Linked DNA regions of Mus musculus: region 1 is linked to region 2. A link is a loop called in an ENCODE intact Hi-C map of the cell type or tissue named here. Cell type or tissue: left cerebral cortex. All regions are shown on one strand. Each heading gives the region's core, and the rest is flanking DNA. Links, peaks and the distances in the headings are about the cores only. Region 1 holds the start of Chsy1 (chondroitin sulfate synthase 1). Region 2 overlaps Lrrk1 (leucine-rich repeat kinase 1).

The links. A loop is a pair of places that touch in the nucleus more often than their neighbours do. Peaks named below come from ENCODE experiments on the same cell type or tissue, not always from the same donor. Only the 100,000 strongest peaks of a DNase experiment are listed, where the experiment ranks them.
Region 1: it touches region 2 in a loop (7-fold over the local background); 40 of 42 quality-filtered maps call a loop at or near these places.

What each region holds. Positions count from the first base shown.
Region 1 is chr7:66,103,962-66,112,318 of GRCm38, forward strand. Chsy1 (chondroitin sulfate synthase 1) reads left to right here and starts at 5,531. Exons shown (of 3, transcript NM_001081163.2): 1 at 5,531-6,266. The coding sequence starts at 5,950. In left cerebral cortex, for the core only: CTCF peaks have their summits at 4,166 (motif pointing right) and 5,060; DNase peaks (open chromatin) are centred at 2,919 and 4,180; H3K4me3 peaks cover 553 bases; H3K27ac peaks cover 451 bases.
Region 2 is chr7:66,295,794-66,304,150 of GRCm38, forward strand. It overlaps Lrrk1 (leucine-rich repeat kinase 1), which reads right to left. Exons shown (of 34, transcript NM_146191.3): 11 at 6,862-6,974; 12 at 5,069-5,145; 13 at 328-457. Among named protein-coding and RNA genes, the nearest start is that of Gm45989, 18 kb to the left of the region's middle. In left cerebral cortex, for the core only: a CTCF peak has its summit at 5,114 (motif pointing left); a DNase peak (open chromatin) is centred at 5,086.

The sequences.
Region 1 (8,357 bases), core at 2,897-5,396, 190 kb before region 2:
GTCCTCTCTCCTGATGCTGGACTGTACGCTCACCCCATCAGCCACATAATTCCTAGGGGAGACAATCAGCTTCTGGTGGGTCCTGTAGCTAGCTACACTGGGGTGTTTTAGTACACTAGGTACATTCCACAGCCTTCCCACTTAAAACAGTTCCAACTTACAATGGGATAGCAGAACATAACCCCATCACAAATAGAGCAGCAACTGTCTCCCCATTCACAGTCTTACAAATGGACATTTGGTTTGCCCAGTTCACCCTCACACACAATGGAGCCCAGAATAACCCATCCAAGTGGCACTTTGTACTGGTGTGGATGAGGGAGAATTCTTAGAAGTGAGATTGCTAGGTCAAAAGCTAACGTAGAGGCCAAGGAGGTGGGTCAGTAGGTAAAGTTCTTGCTAGGCTAATTCAAGGCCCAATTAGGATCCCTTGAAACCACATCAAAACAGAGCAGCAGTGGCAGCTGCCTGTAAGCCCAGAAAAGACAAAGAAAGGGGATCCCTGTGGCAAGCTGGTTCGACTAGTTGATTTTGAGAACGTTGCTTCTGTTGAGAAACTGTGCCTCAATAAATAAAGTGCAGAGTAACCAAAGAAAACACCCAACATCAACTTTTAGGCCTCTATACTCAAGTCCACATGTGTACCTCTCCCGGGTATGCATGCACTCACACCACAGGCTAAGGAAGGGATAAGTAAGTACCACTGCCACTACTGACGACGAAAAACTTGGCCTCAAAGTGAGTCACAAAGCACATCTCGCCCTTATTCCTGACACTTCTCAGAAAGGCCTTCATTTCTTGGCTGACAACAGTTAGCACCTACTGGGTAAGTGGTAAGACAAGATGACCTAGCACTGTTAACAGGATGTGTAACATGGGTGGATCACTTAGCAGCCAAAGATACCCGGTAAATGTTTTTTCTTACCTCCAAAATTATACTTTAGATGTTTGTAGATCCAAATGTCTTCTGGGTCAATCAGTAGCAGAAGGTTTCCTCTACAGCTCGTTAGACCACTAAAAGCAAAGAGCGTTTGCTCTCCACTTCTGCAGTGGCTCCACAAACCACCAGGACCTGAACCTTCAGGTGACTGTGCTCTGGGTCAGCTCACCGAGCCCTGGCATGAGTCACCAGCTGACAAGCACTGGGGGAGTGGGATGCAGAAGGGAGAGGTGTCCTCCTGAGGATGGGACCATTGCTCAAATTGTGCAGTTGTGGAAACTCTGGCCTCGCTTTAGAGTAATGGCATTTAACTGATGTTTAGTTATAGATCTTTCTTTGCTAAAGGAGGATCAAGCCTTTGACTAGAGCAAACCTTGTCATGAAGGCGTCCCCTAAAGACATTTAGACTATCTCCTGAGTGTCTGTGCATCACCACCTACTGGTTAATCTTCTCATCTGGCTATTCTACTTCATCTGGCTGGCTGCCAGTGCTGTGCTGTGTCTTCTAGCTATCTGTCTCTGAGATACATGTGTGCACCTGCATGCTTGCCTGTATAAGAAACATGCCTCACAGAAACTGCATATAGAACTCACAAGTAGACCAAGGATGCATGAGGTGCCTGTGATGGCTAATCCTGGTTGTCAACTTGACTAAGTCTGGAATCAACGGAAACCAAGATTCGGGGAAACCAAGAATCGGGGAACACCTGTCTTGATCGGATACTTTGAGGTGGGAAGACCCAAGCTAAATCTGGTCTGCACCTTCTGGTAGCAGCCCACATAAATGAAGAGAAGTTTTGCTGCTGGCCCTCACTTTTTATGTCAAGGTCACCTACCCCGCTGCTAAGGCATTCCTTTCCTGATACTAGTGCCTACTTCTTTGAGAATCCAGCAGAGACACCCAGCTTCATTGATGGAACAACTACCAGATGGCTGGACCTTCCAATGGGAGACAGCCATTGTTGGATCAGTTGGACTACAGCCAGTAAGCAAATCCAATAAACGTCATTCTAACGTATATAGGGTCTACTCATTCTGTTCCCCTAGAGAACCCTGGCTAATGCAAGCACTAAGGACGTCCTAGCTGACAAATGTCACATCCGCTTCTGTCAGGCAGCTGTAACATAATCAACAATGGATTGTCATTTCCTGCCTCAGACTGGAAATGCTCCAAATACAGGGAAATATTGAGGAAAAATTGGGGGGGGGTGGTATTGGGAATTGAACCCAGGCCATGTGTATAATAGGCAAACACTCAGCTATACCTGAAACCCTTCCTTCCCTCCTCTTCCCCTTCCCCTTCCCCTCCCCCTCCCCCTCCCCCTCCCCCTTCCCCTTCCCCTTCCCCTTCCCCTTCCCCTTCCCCTTTCCTTTCCTTTCCTTATTTAAGTTTGAAACAGGATCCCAGCAACTTTCCCAGGCCTTGCACTGACAGTCCTCTTGCCTCAGCTAGGAGTGCAGGCATGTGCTCTGAAGAATGACTAAGGTAATGAGGCTCTTGACTGTGAGTTTAAAGTAGTGTTAGTACTGAAGCAAAGTTCCACTGGACTAATCAGGGTTAAGTGGTGTTATTAGAGTGGCCATTGCAGTTGTTCATTACAGGCAGCAGACAGAACCGCTGAAAAAACAAAAGAAGCATTTCTGAACGTTTAACTTTTTTTTTTTTTAAAGATGACTGCTTTTCCAGGGACCTCTGTTTGAGGCTTGAGTCCAGTTGCTGTGTCTTTAAGGAAGCTTGTACAGGGAACCCTGTCAGCTATTTGAGGCATGCTGCCAACAAACAATTGAGGTATTTGCCGAAGGTTTCCAAGAAATTGCAGCAAATCCTACAAAATGTTATACCTGTTATAAAGAAGCAGTCACATGTATTAGCAGCAGAAAAAAAGTGCCACGTGAGCGAACAAAGCTGCCATCTGTGAGAGCAGGGGACGTAGGCAGAGATCAGTCTTAGTTACATCATAACGAATTGCACTCATGCAAGCAGAAAAGTAGGTGAGCTGCCACTTGGGCATACATTTTGAAACACCAGCCTAGAGCTGCTACCACGGAGCCCTTCGGGTGCTGCAGTGGGAACACCCACATAGAAACAAGGAACTGACAGATCCCAAGACTCTGGACTTGGCCAGGTAGGACTCAGTGTGGAACTCACATCCCATTCCGGGCTAGACATGCATCCAGGTCAGGTGGTATGTGTGCTATCAAACATCTACAAGGGGCTAGCAAGATGGCTTAGCAGGTAAAGGTGCTTGCCAAGCCTGATGACTTAAGTGCGATTGTCATGCTCCACAGAGTGGCGAGAGCAAACCAACTCCTCAAAGTTTCCCTCTGACCGCCACACGGGTATCATAGCATGAGCATGAACACGACAGACACACACTGAATAAATGTAGTAATTTTAACTCTCTGAGGAGCGACGCAGGGTCATAGCTTCTCTATTCATCAGTTGTTGACTTGGTAACTGACGGACTTCTAGGAAGCGGGGAGCTGGGAACAAGATGTTCAACATTCTCAGCAAATTCCTGACACACACACATTCCTGTCTTTTCATTGGACTTAAGTTTAGAAAATATAGACCCGTCGAAAGCAGGCTTGAAGATAGTGAGGGCATTGACTATGTCACAGCGTCCAACATCTGTGTCTTGCCAGATTTGCGCTTTATGTAAATCAGTGTGAATTATGAATTATGGGGCAGCTGCTGAACTTGGGGGCTCTGGTGACGTCTTGGTGTTTGTGGTTATGGTCTTACTGGAACCTTTCTCTATGGTTTCCCAGCCTGTAATTCATGGCTAGGTGTCCTGTATTTCCCAGAGACCACTGCTGGAATCTGGTCTTCACTACACAATGAATATTTTATCCTTAGATGTGGACCATCTCTTACAGGGAGAGTCAGGGGAGGGGAGGCGATGAACTATTTTTGAAATAAATCACACGTGTCAAAGAAAGTGGTACTATCCAAAGAATAAACAGGAGTAGCCACCATTCAGTGGTGGGGAGGACTGTGCTTCACACAGCTTTGTGGCTTAAACTGGAATATTTCTGTTGTTTGATTTATTAATCATGAAAAGGAGCTACAAGAATAGGCTGCCCATCCACCCACCCCACCCCACCCCACCCCACTCGAAGCACTCTTGTTTTGTTGTTGTTTTAATATTTATTTATTTTATGCACGAGTACACTGTCGCTGTCTTCAGATACACCAGAAGAGGGCATCGGATCCCATTGCAAATGGTCGTTAGCCCCCATGTGGTTGCTGGGAATTGAACCTCTGGAAGTCAGTGCTCTTAACCGCTGAGCCATCTCTCCAGCCCCATTTTCTATCTTTTTGTTTGTTTCTTTGATTGATTAAATGAGAACTTCTTAGGCTCTGGGACCGTAGTTCAGAGGATAGAGTACTGGCCCAGTGTATCAGAGGTCCAGTGGCTGATCCCTGGCACCAGGGCTGGTAGCACACAGGCCTGGAATTCAGGTGACTCCAGTTCCATAAGCAAGAGGATCTGGAGTTCAAAACGATCTGCAGCTTCAGCTAGCACCTGGGCTCTATTAGAGCAGGTCCAAGTGGCTACTTTGCGATTATAATCCTAACACATTGGTGACTAAGAAATAAAATTGGTATTTACAAACATTTGTCATGTGGGCACCCAAGTTGAAGGGCTTTCGTTTTTAACAAAACGTATAAAAGTTAAGACAGAGCAAATATAGGGAAACTGGTATCCAACTTAAAAATCCATTCAGCGAGCCTAACTTACTTGGAGACCTCCAGAATAGTAAGAGATCCTGTTTCAAAAAACTAGGTGTATGGCTCCCGAGAACCCATCCCCCACACCACGTACACAATCCATATCCGTTTTATAAATCTACTCTTAAAAATACTGACAGACTTAGGTGAGGGGGGTACTAACCAGCTCTCTGCTCACTGGGACTAAATACAGGTATTTATCATCTAGTGGTAACTCACCCACCCATCTCTTCAATATCCATTTAAAAAACTAATATGCCGGGCTTGGTGCCGCTCGCCTTTAAGCCCAGCGCTCGAGAGGCAGAGACAGATCTCAGATTCTCTGAGTTCGAGGGCAGCCCTAGCTACTTAGCGAATTCACGTTTCGCTCCCCAGCCCGCAAATCCCCTAGCGTTCCTAGGTGAACTGTGGCCGTGTGTGGCTCCAGCCCCGCCTGCAGCGTACAAAGCTGCAGTGTGGACCCCGCTGTCCTGGCCACCGAGTCGGGAGGTCGGCCCGGGGAGGGAAGGGCGTGGCGGCTCTCGGGGCATCTGGGGAGCCGGTCAACTCAGTCCACGTGCGGTGCCGGACCGCCGGCTCCCAATGCTGGCGACGGGGGCGTGGCCGCGGGTACCGGGCAGTGGGGGTTGGAGGGACGCCCGCCCCGCTGTCGTCGATGCTATCCCACGCCCCTCCTGCCTGGCCGCAGACTGCGGGGCGGGTGCTTTTTTTTTTTTTTTTTTGGTTAAACTTTGGCCACGTGAACTGCCCCCCATTCACTTTTGCGCCAATCACGAGGCGCGGACGGATCCCGAGAGGGGCCACGGCACGCCGCCGGCGGGCCGCTTCTTAACGCGCGGTGCGTGACGTGAGGGGCTCCTTTGCAATGGCGCGCTAAGCCGGAGGATGTGCAGCTGCAGAGGCGGCGCAGGGCACCGAGAGGGCGGGCGCAGCGCGAGCCGAGCCGAGCCAGCCGGGGGACGCGAGCCGCGGGAGCCGCTGTCGCCTCGCGCCGGAGTCGCCGGCCGCGCGCGCGGGGCATGGTCCCCTCTTAAAGGCGCAGGCCGCGGCGGTGCGGGCGGGCGCGCGGAACAAAGCGCCGGCGCGGGGCCTGCGGGCGGCTCGGGAGCCGCGATGGGCGCGGCGGGCCCGCGGCGGCCGCGGCGCTGCCCGGGCCGGGCCTGGCGGCGCTAGGGCGGGCTGGCCTCCGCGGGCGGGGGCGGTGGGCTGAGGGCGCGCGGAGCCTGCGGCGGGGACAGCGGGACAGCGGCCCGGCGGGCGGAGGGGCGCGGGCATGGCCGCGCGCGGCCGGCGCGCCTGGCTCAGCATGCTGCTCGGGCTCGTGCTGGGCTTCGTGCTGGCCTCGCGGCTCGTCCTGCCCCGCGCCTCGGAGCTGAAGCGAGTGGGCCCGCGGCGGCGCCCCAGTCCCGAGGGATGCCGGCCAGGGCAGGAGGCGTCGCAGCCCGGCGGGGCGCGCGGCGATGCGCGCGGGGCGCAGCTCTGGCCGCAGGGCTCGGCCGCGGAGGGCGTCCCGCGCGACAGGAACTTTCTCTTCGTGGGAGTCATGACAGCCCAGAAATACCTGCAGACCCGCGCCGTGGCCGCCTACAGGTGAGCCCCCCTTTCGTGGATGCCATCGCCTGCATCCGGCATCCTGGCTGGCGGGCGGGCGGCGTTACGGGTTCCCCGGAGGCTTCTCTGGTAGCTGCCAGCGGCTCAGCGCAAAGGCAGCAGGGCTTAGGATGGTGAGCATCTCTCAAGGGCAAGGCTTTGGGATTGAGTACGCTGGCCTCAGTGTGTGTGCCTCTCAACCTCATCTCCAGGGAGACACGTAAGCTTTCTGTGTTCAAGACTTCTTTGTTAAAAGGAACGAGTCTCCCCCATAAGGTGGTGGCGAAATTCAATGTTGTACCTGCGATAGTGGAGGCAGAGTTATAATTTGAGTCTCTAAAATAGGCACTTTGTCATTTCGAAGGGAGAGCCCGCTTAAATTAACCTGGCTAGGGCTCCTCCGTACTGTACTTTAAGATTCTCACTTTTGGTGAGCGTTTCCACTCTGCCTTTGAGCAACACTCTGGTTTGTTAAGTAGAGAAAAAGAACCTTGAGGAAAAACAGTTTGTGTGATCGATTTAGTCATTGTAAGACTGCAGCCTGGTGTTCCCCAGCGCAGCCACCAAGGCGTATGCGTGGTAGGAAGTAACTGGGCCCTAGTAGGCTAAAGGAGTCAGTAGAAGTGGCAGCGATCATGTTCAGGATTAACAAAGGGATTAGCCAAAGCTGCCTTTAGAAAAGGAGATGGTTTTAGAGTGGAGGGCATGGTTAGAACTGTATTTGCATTGAAGTGAATCTGAAATACAAGAGGGGTAGACCCAGGTGAAGGAAGGGACTCGTGGAAACTTTTGTGTGTGTGAAGTACAAAAACCTTTACTGTACGGGTGAAGTCTGGCGTTCTTCCAGGCAGAGACTCAGTGGCAGGAATGGTTTCAGAGCACGGATGTTCTGGGGCTGAGCTTTGTGAGCAGGGCTATACTAGTTGATGTTTGTTTTTACATTTTTTAACCAGTGCTTTTATAACTTGGCTTTTGAATCCAGTTTCTGGTCTAAGTTTTCAGGCAGCAGACGGTATAAGAAAACAAGCATGGCTGGATCTCTTCTTTCTTTAACTCAAGTGAGGGATTGAGGAAAGAGCAGTTAAAGCGTTTAAAGGCTTGACCACCATTCCTGCTGCTAATGTCCAGAGGCTGCGTCGTGCTAAGAACAGTTCTGAATGGCCAGAGGCCACAGGTGGCAGGCTGTATGTGGACTAGCGGAGTAGTTTGAGAGCAAGTAGGCTATAGTTCTCCAGATGTTCTTTGACTTAATATCTTTGTCAAAAATTGAGGACCAGGGCTGGTGAGATGGCTCAGTGGGTAAGAGCACCCGACTGCTCTTCCGAAGGTCCGGAGTTCAAATCCCAGCAACCACATGGTGGCTCACAAACATCCGTAACGAGATCTGATGCCCTCTTCTGGAGTGTCTGAAGACAACTACAGTGTACTTACATATAATAAATAAATAAATCTTTTAAAAAAAATTGAGGACCAGATGTGGTGGCACCAGTCTTTAATCCCAGCACTTGGGAGGCAAAGCAGGTGGATCTCTGTGACTTCCAAGCCAGCCTGGTCTACATAGAATTCCAGGCCAGATATGACTAACACTGAGACCCCTCTCAAAAAAAAAAAAAAAAGTTAAGCAAACAAATAAACAAACAAAAAATGAGAAAAGGACCCTTCCCTCCTTTGGTTGAGAAGGTAAAGATGATTGTTAAGAAATCTGACAACCTGAGTTTGGTCCTCAGAAAGATCTCACAGGGTAGGAGAGAGCTGACTCTCCGGAATTGTCCTTTTGACTGTCACACCTCTGCCATGAGGTACATTTGCACGGCCACACAACAGATACTTGTAGATAAAATAAATGCCCTTTCAGCAATAAGGCTAAATTGAGGAAAAGGCCACTAGATTGTGTTGTGGTTTTGAAAATAAATCCATGAAATTACAGTTTAGTGACAGATGACATGAAATCATAACTCTGGGGACAATTGCCAGAGTAGTTTGTTCAGATAGATGATATGACCACCCCTCCACGTACATTTTTATTCTTATAAAATCAGTATACACAAGTCACTAGGGATCGTGCCTGTGATACCAAGAAGTATACATGTA
Region 2 (8,357 bases), core at 3,780-6,279:
ACTACTTCCTCTTGCTAGACTCAGCATTTCCAACCCTAAGGCAACAATTCTATGGCACTCAAGTTTTGCATGCTGCTTAAGGTCCTGACAGGGAGGACCTGGCACACTATAAAATTCAATACACGAAGGGATCACGGATGTAGCTGTCTCCTCACTGTCTCCCAGCCAAGCAGCAAGCTACGGCTAGTCATCTTCCTCCCTCCACCTTCCATACCCATTCTGGAATCCCTGCTATTGCTTCTCAGATGGACCTTCTGCCTGGTCCCTCTCGACGAAAGGGAAGACTTCTGTCTCACAGGGTTGTTCCTGCCCTCAACACCAACTTACTTGCCCAAGTAGAGCTCTGAGAGGTTCTTCAGCAGGCAGACCGATGGGGGAACAGCATCAAGATGGTTGTCATTCAGACAAAGGACCTCCAAAGACTCACTTAGGAAAGCTGGGAATTCCAACATGGAGGCTGCCAAGAAAAGTCAAGAGAGACCACCATGCTTCTCCACGGTTCTAGGTGACCGTAGTGTGGAGGTGCTATACAAAGGGCTGTAATGGCGACCATAGTATGGAGGTACAAATGGCTGTAATGTCTGGAGAACATGTGGGGAAACCTACAATGCTCATCTCCAGACTTCCCTGTATGCACATGTGACAAAGACGCAAAGATGGTGACACACACAGTGACAAACTGCTTGCAGTAACACACAGGCGTGAGAGAGTGACACATGCTTTGTTGCTACATGTCCACAGGGGATTTGCTAAACACAAAGCACAGTGAAGGTCACATGTATGCATGTATGCATGTAACATGTAACATGATGGTTTCTGAGAAATTGGAAAAGCCAGCTGCAGAGCCATGTCCCTAAAAAGGCTTAATGGTGTGACAGAAAATGTCTGCAGATATGCACACATGTATTACCCCAGCCTATGAATGTTATATGCATGCATGCACATACGGCACACATGCACCTACGTTCATACACACAAGCATTCATGTTACATAAACTCTTAGTTACGTCTAGAGAAAGAACTCACTAGAAGGCCAACTACTCATTTTGTTTTAAAATATATAGCACTACCCTTGTACTAATCAACAAACTAATCAACAAAGAAAAATATTAGCCGCCAAGGTTTTTTGTTTGTTTGCCTTTTGTTTTCTAACATTGCTTAAGATGCTACTCCTTGAGAGACCAACCAACTCTTTAGTATTCAAGCAAGCTCATTCATGAGGCTAATTATGAGATTACCACTAAGCTCACATCACACTTGCTGTTTCCACAGCACCGGAGCCTTTGTGCAGAGAAAGAATGTCACACAGAACCCGGAAAGGCACATTAATGGCATTCAGCGGCTTAGGCTACAGCAGGATCTCTGAGCAACCTTTATCCTCCCCTCACCCCTCCTCCGACAAGCAAGGAGAGTGGACAGGATATCTCACTGGGAATCAGGGAGTCCAAGTCCCCTCAAAGTCTCCTGCTGGGATGCTCTGCCTGCCATGGAAGATGTAGCGGATAGAGAAGGCAACATTGTTTTATGTGGCGGATAGAGAAGGCAACATTCTTTTAGGGGCTGAAATCATGTTGGCTTACCTAGATACACCTCCCTCCCTCCCTCAGCGCTGGCATCTCTCCACCCACGGAGCAGCAGTACTGATGGTCATGGGGTAACCTGGCCTCGGAGGAGAACGTTCTAGGAGAGATGAGGCCAGCCTACTCAGATGAGCACTGAGGAAGCCCCACCCAGCTCACAGCGCTGTTAGTAGGATTCCCTGCAGCTGTGGAAATAAAGCAGCAGGCCTGCCAAGGCGACTTGGTCCTAGATGGTGTCCTGTAGAAAGATGTTCAAAAGTGCTTTCTTTCCCCTTTCAATGAAACCACTTCACAGTTTTCCTGGGAGGGCAGCTAACGGGAGAAAGGTGTGTTTTCTTGCCCAGCAAGGGAACACTGAGCAGCTGGCCACGGAGCCGGCCAAGTCTGAAGTTTCACCCTGGTGTTTATGAAGGCTCCTTAAGTGACGGATGAGGGGAATAAGCTCAGAATGGAGGCAACACCTGTCACACCCCAGCCAACTGCTGAAAACTGTGGAAACCGGTTGGAGAGAAGACAGCCCGAGGTATTTATGAACTGTTATTTATTCATAAGTTATTTATGACTCCACTCGTCTGAATTTTACCGTAAAAACGATCATCCAAATTATTTTTGGACAAGGCAACTGAACAAACATGACTGACTGAATGTACGTAAGCCACCCTGGGATTTAACTGTCCATCTGCAAACAAGTCGTCCTTTATAGATAACTCTTTACCCCGGGTCAGCCGCCCTGGGAGAAGGACGCTTCTGTGGGAGAGCGCTGGCAAGCCCATCTGTGCCCTCCTTTCACTCAGGGGTGGCCCTCAATATTCCAGATGCAATTGAGAACTCAGGAGGCCTTTGTCATCTGCCACTGCCATGATTCTCTCTGCCAGGGAGCCTTTCACGTTGTGCCTTCCTCGACTGGCTGCCAGCTCACTCCGATGGCTTTCTCGCTATGCAGCTTGACCTTCCTATACAGCAGTTTCCCCAGGCTGCCGCTGACCCCGCTAAGCGATGTGCCTACATCACCTTGGTCCCCAGAAAGATCCCACATATTTGAGTGGAAAGCAGGGCACACATAATTGGCCTCCAGCAAATGGCTCAAGCGACTGTTCCCAGCCCATGCCCCTGTCCTCTGCCCTGCTTCGCACTGGGGAGAAGATGGTGTTTGTTTCTCTTTGTTTCCAAGTGAGATCCCCTATATCTGCACTCAACTTCCCAAGGCTGAGGGGCCTTCATCTATAGAGGGACCAGCTTCGCTGAAGGATGGCTTAGTGGGCTACTTGCCTAGCGTGCCTTGGGCCTTGGGTCCTATACTTGCATCCAGAAAACAAAACAAAACAAAACAAAACAAAAAGGCCCTATTATGAAAATTCATAAACTGCACTTTCCTATTAGCATGACAGTATATATTTGCATCTGTCTACTGGATGTTTGGATCTATTTTTCCAAACTTTATTTTTTGTTGCCATTTTTTTTCTTATGAGGTTATCATGACCACACACACACACACACACACACACACACACACAAATTAGAAGCACTCTTGGCATATTAGGGACTTGTGTGCCAATCTGTGCCACAGTGATTTCTATGGGAAGTGATTCTCAGAATGTCTGTTTTAAGCCTTTGTCTGTAATGTCTTTTGCATAATAAAGTTTGCTAGTTTTTTGCAAAGCCAATATTTAGGCCACCTATAATCTCAGCACATGGGAGGCTGAGGCAGGACAATTGACACTGAGACTCCAGAGTGAGTTTCTAGGCTAGCCTAGGCTAAAGTGTGAGACCATATATACAAATAAAATAAAATGAAAAATATTTCCCAGTCAGCTTTTAAAGGTTTTTTTTTTCCAGCCCCAGACTACACCCATGTCTTCTAAAGTGTTATTTATTTATTTTTTAAATGCAAGCCTGCTGTCCACATGGGCATTGCTATCACCTGCATCAGGCAGGGTCACTAGCACTGTGATCCCTCATAGCTGATCACACCAACACTATTTGCTAAAACAAGTCTTCTTTACTAAATTACAATGTCATATGCTTGGCATTGTAATTACTTTGCCATATATTAAATTTGTACATAGTTATCTCTCAGGAACTCTGAGGAGCTGGTTCCAGAATGCCCCCTCTACAACAGCCACCAAAATCCATGCAAGAACCCACACACATCCTGCTTAGCCTTCAAATCGTTTCTAGATACCTTGTGTTGTCTGAGCCTGTGGATGTTGCGGGAACAGCTATTATACTGTGCTGTTTAGGGACTAGAGAAAAGTGTGCAGGTTTGGTACGAATGTGACTTTCCTGTCAGCAGTTGTTTGATCTCACAGATGTTGATTTCACAGATACTGTAGGGTAGACTGCATTTACTCATATCTATTTTTGAATTTTCTTCCACCAGTATTTCTTGTTCATATTAAACCTACATACATGACTGATCAAGAAGTTCACTGTGTGTATACATATATAGACATGCATGTAAACACGTGTATGCATGTGCACACACAGACACACACACACACTGCAGCCCACAGAGTGCAGCATGGGTATGGCCTATGGCGTTCACTTCTTGCAAACTCATCTTGGCCTCTGTGGCATTTCTCAGCCTCACCTCTCAGAACCTGTTCTGCTCACATTCACTCCTTCAAGGCAGAGAAGGGAGCTAGTCTGTTTAAAATGGCCTACACATTCGCCCTTGTTTTATGCTCTTGTCCCGATGGACATTCTGAAGGTGTAGTTGGCTTTAGAGTCTCAGATTTGATCAAAAGTTGATCTGACAGAGGTAGAGGCTAGAATAGTGGTTAGTGGAACCCAGGGAGATGCAGGGGTAATGGGGGCAGAGGGGGTGGATGGTGGGTGCTGGGGTGCCCCCTGGATAGCCTGGAAGAAAACCTCTCGTGTTCTATAGCTCAGCAGGATGACTGCACCCGAGAACTAATTGTACATTTCTTAGCAGAGGGGACTTTCTATGTTGTTAACACAAACAACTATCAGTCTGAGGTGATGCAAATGCCAATTGTCTCTGATCTGCGTTTTGCACTTGGTTTTCTCATATGCAACATAGATGACATTTCCTACTTTACGTGTGGACTGAGACTCCTGTGTCTACAGTTTAGGCAGTTAGCTATTAGCATTGCTGGGCTCCAGATGGGGAGTTAGGGCCATAGGCACGCACACACACAGACACACACACACACACACACACACACACACACACACACACAGACACACACACACACACAGACACACACACACAGACACAGACACAGACACACACAGACACACAGACACACACACACACACACACACACAGACACACACAGACACACACACACACACACACACACACACACACACACACGGTTAACAGTCACCATTTACACTGACAGACCTTTCAGCTGACCATGAACATCTCTGACATTTCAACCGGGAAAGGAAAGGCAAAGCTCAACATAACGACTTGGATACAAGACAGGAGGATCTCATGGTCTCCCCAGCCCAGCACACACCTGTCTCAGTTCCAGAACGCTGGCGCCCTCTGGTGGTGAACAGGGAGATCCTCTTTGTTTTAAGCCCATCTTCATTTCTGTGGAGGGGAAAGAGAACACTCAGAAATTTGAGGCCAAGCATGACAAAGACTTGGAGTATACTAGCTCTGACTACATCACATAGAACCACAGAGAAGGCAGTAAATTCTATCAGCATGTGCTTGGGCCTTCCTGCAGTTTGTATGAGGGAACTCGGGGGCCTTCTGGAAGAAGCCATTAGGAAGGATAATCTAGTGGTCACAGTCATTATCACATTCTCAGGCTTTCTAGCTTCAAGCAGGTGCTTTGGGTATGTGTTCTATTTAGCGATTACAGAGTAACCATCAGCCAGTGACCCCAAGGGGCAGGGCTCTCCAGGGCTCATTTTCAACCCATTCATCTATCATTGGATGGATACATTTTATTCCACCTATGAACACATTAGTAGCTGGTAAAGAATTTATAGACTTCTAGTCTAGGCTGAAGTGAGAGACAGGATGTTCAGGAGTCTGCAACAATTACAGCTGGAAGGTCCCGCTCGAGGGCTGTATGATGTCGCCTGGAATCCTTCTCTCAGGATTTTGGAGCTGGGAATACGTATTGGAATACTCTGTGGTGTACCTATTCCCTCTTCCTGGAGGGAAAAGAGAAACTCCTACGTCTCAGGAAGCTTGGGAAAATTCTATCATTCACAAACCCTCAATCCCTGCAGGCTATACAAGGAACCCCCGTTGCTGGGTAAGAGTTGACTATGGGTGGAGCTAAGGTAGGCAGGATGCAGCTTTTGTGGGTTGGCACCTATGCTTGGGGTGCCTCTGACTCACCCTGAGTCCCGAAAGTAACCCCAACACAGTCGTCACTTCTTCAAGCCAGACTTGGTGGGACTGTATCTGTGCTCTGTCATCAAGTGTCCCATACAGGGAAACATGTTTGGTCTTTTCTCCCCAGGAGAATAGTAGTCACACAGTAGTACCCTTAATCCAAAAGTTTAGAATCCAGATGCCTCCCAAAGACTAACCCTGTGAGTGCTGGTGTGGTGTTCAAAGGAGAACATTCCAGACCTGACCTCAGAGCCATGTCACAGTTAAAACTCAGGCATGCTAAAAATGCTGTTGGGGGCCTGTGACACACACACACTAGTCTGTATTTAGCTTTGGGTCCCATCTCGGGATGTCCGGGATACATCCAAATACTTCAAAAATCCCAGAGACATCTAAAATTTGAAAACCTTCTGATTCCAAGCATTTCTGAATAAGGTCATTCATGAATTAGGGTCTTTAAGAAAGTGGTTATGTTGGCATGAGCTCTTTAGAATGCTCCCTACTCTAATATAGATGGTGTCCAAACAACAACAACAACAACAACAACAACAACAACAACAACAACAACCGTAAAGAGAAAGATCATGGAGATATATGTGGATGGCCACTTTCTTGTTTGTTTTTTAGGACAGGATTCCTCTGTGTAGCCCTGGCTGTCCTAGAACTCCATCTGTAGACCAGGCTGGCCTTGAACTCAGAGATCCACCTGATCTGCCTCCTGAGTGCTAGAATTAAAGGCAAGCCCCATAACAGCCTTGATCTTTAACAAGTCAAGGAGGGAGGTCTCAGGAGGCACCCTGGTCTCAGATCTGCAGCCTTCATATTGCTGAGCAACTGTTTTATAGGAGTATTTCATCCACCCTAAGTGGGATACAGCAGCTTGGCTCTGGTGCTGTCCAACACATATCATCTGTGGTTCTATATACACCAGAGGTAAAGAGGCCCACTGCTTACTTGCCGAGCTGGTTTCTGGAGAGGTCCAGGGTCTTGAGTTGGGTGCAGGTCCACTTCTCTTGAGGTGGCAGCGACAACAGCTGGTTTCCCTGTAACCTCAAGAACATGAGGGCCTGAAAGAGGGAGGAGAGAGGGGGAAAGATGATGTTACACATGGAAAGGGAAAAGTTGTCATGACGGTTGGCAGGCTCCCTGTCAATGTACAGCCAAACAATCCCAGCCTACTTCTACTTAGGAAACTCCCCAGATCCTCTCAAGCAGAGATGAACAATGCATTTAGACTTTTCCTCAAGGTCAATGAGAACTGTAGACTAGAGGGACTATAAAGGCCTGAGACCAAAGATTCTTTTTTTTTTCTTGTATATTTTCTTCATTTACATTTCAAATGCTATCCCAAAAGTTTCCTAAACATCCCCCACCCACGCACTGCTCCCCTACCCACTCACTCCCACTTCTTGGCCCTGGCTTTCCCCTGTACTAGGGCATATAAGGTTTGCTAGACCAAGGGTCCTCTCTTCCCAATGATGGCCGACTAGGCCATCTTCTGCTACATATGCAGCTAGAGACACGTGCTCTGGGGGTACTGGTTAGTTCATATTGTTGTTTCACCCATAGGATTGCAGGCCCCTTCAGCTCTTGGGTACTTTCTCTAGCTCCTCCATTGGGGGCCCTGTGTTCCATCCAATAGATGACTGTGAGTATCCACTTCTGTATTTGCCAGGTACTGGCAAAGCCTCACAGGAGACAGCTATATCAGGGTCTGAGACCAAAGATTCTTAAGAGTCGTGGTTAGTGGTGTCTGCCTGGAGTACACAGAGCACCACTGGGTACTTCCTCCTTGGGCGGTGCCCAGAGAGACAAGACAATGGGTGACCTGATCTGCCTTAGCCACATGTCCTCAGAAGCCGAGGATGGGCTCCCTGGGGTCCGCACATAGGGAACTCATCCCTGTGTGCCTTGCCGTATTCAGGCCCACTGAGTGACCTCAGTTGTACAGTTTGGACCCCTTGGGATCTCCACACACACAATTCATCCACACGCTTTGCTGTATGCAGGCCTACGGGGTGGGGGTGGGGCTATTCCCTTGGAAGATGTCTTTCCTTAATGAGAGCAGCAGAGACACACCTTCACTTTTCTTGGTGACATGAACACAGATCCACCTACAATCTATGTGGCCCAAGAGACCCACCACATAGCTGTACCGCATTAAGCCCCCTGTGTGTTTCGGTTTCCCTTGTTGATGCCATGAGTCACCATGGCCAGAATGGTTGCCACCCTCTGCATTTCTATAAAAGCTTCCCCGAGTGATTAGCCCAGGGCCTGGGCTGGGATGTGAAGACCTCTGCTCAGTTCCCAATATGAAGAAAGAGACCAGGGGAAAACAGGAATTTTACAGAACATAGTGTTGAGATTCAACGCGTCTCCATCCCTCTTTGCTGGCTAAGCTATACTGCGAGGCGCTGGTGTGAGGGATAGCCTCAGAATAGGGAAGTGGT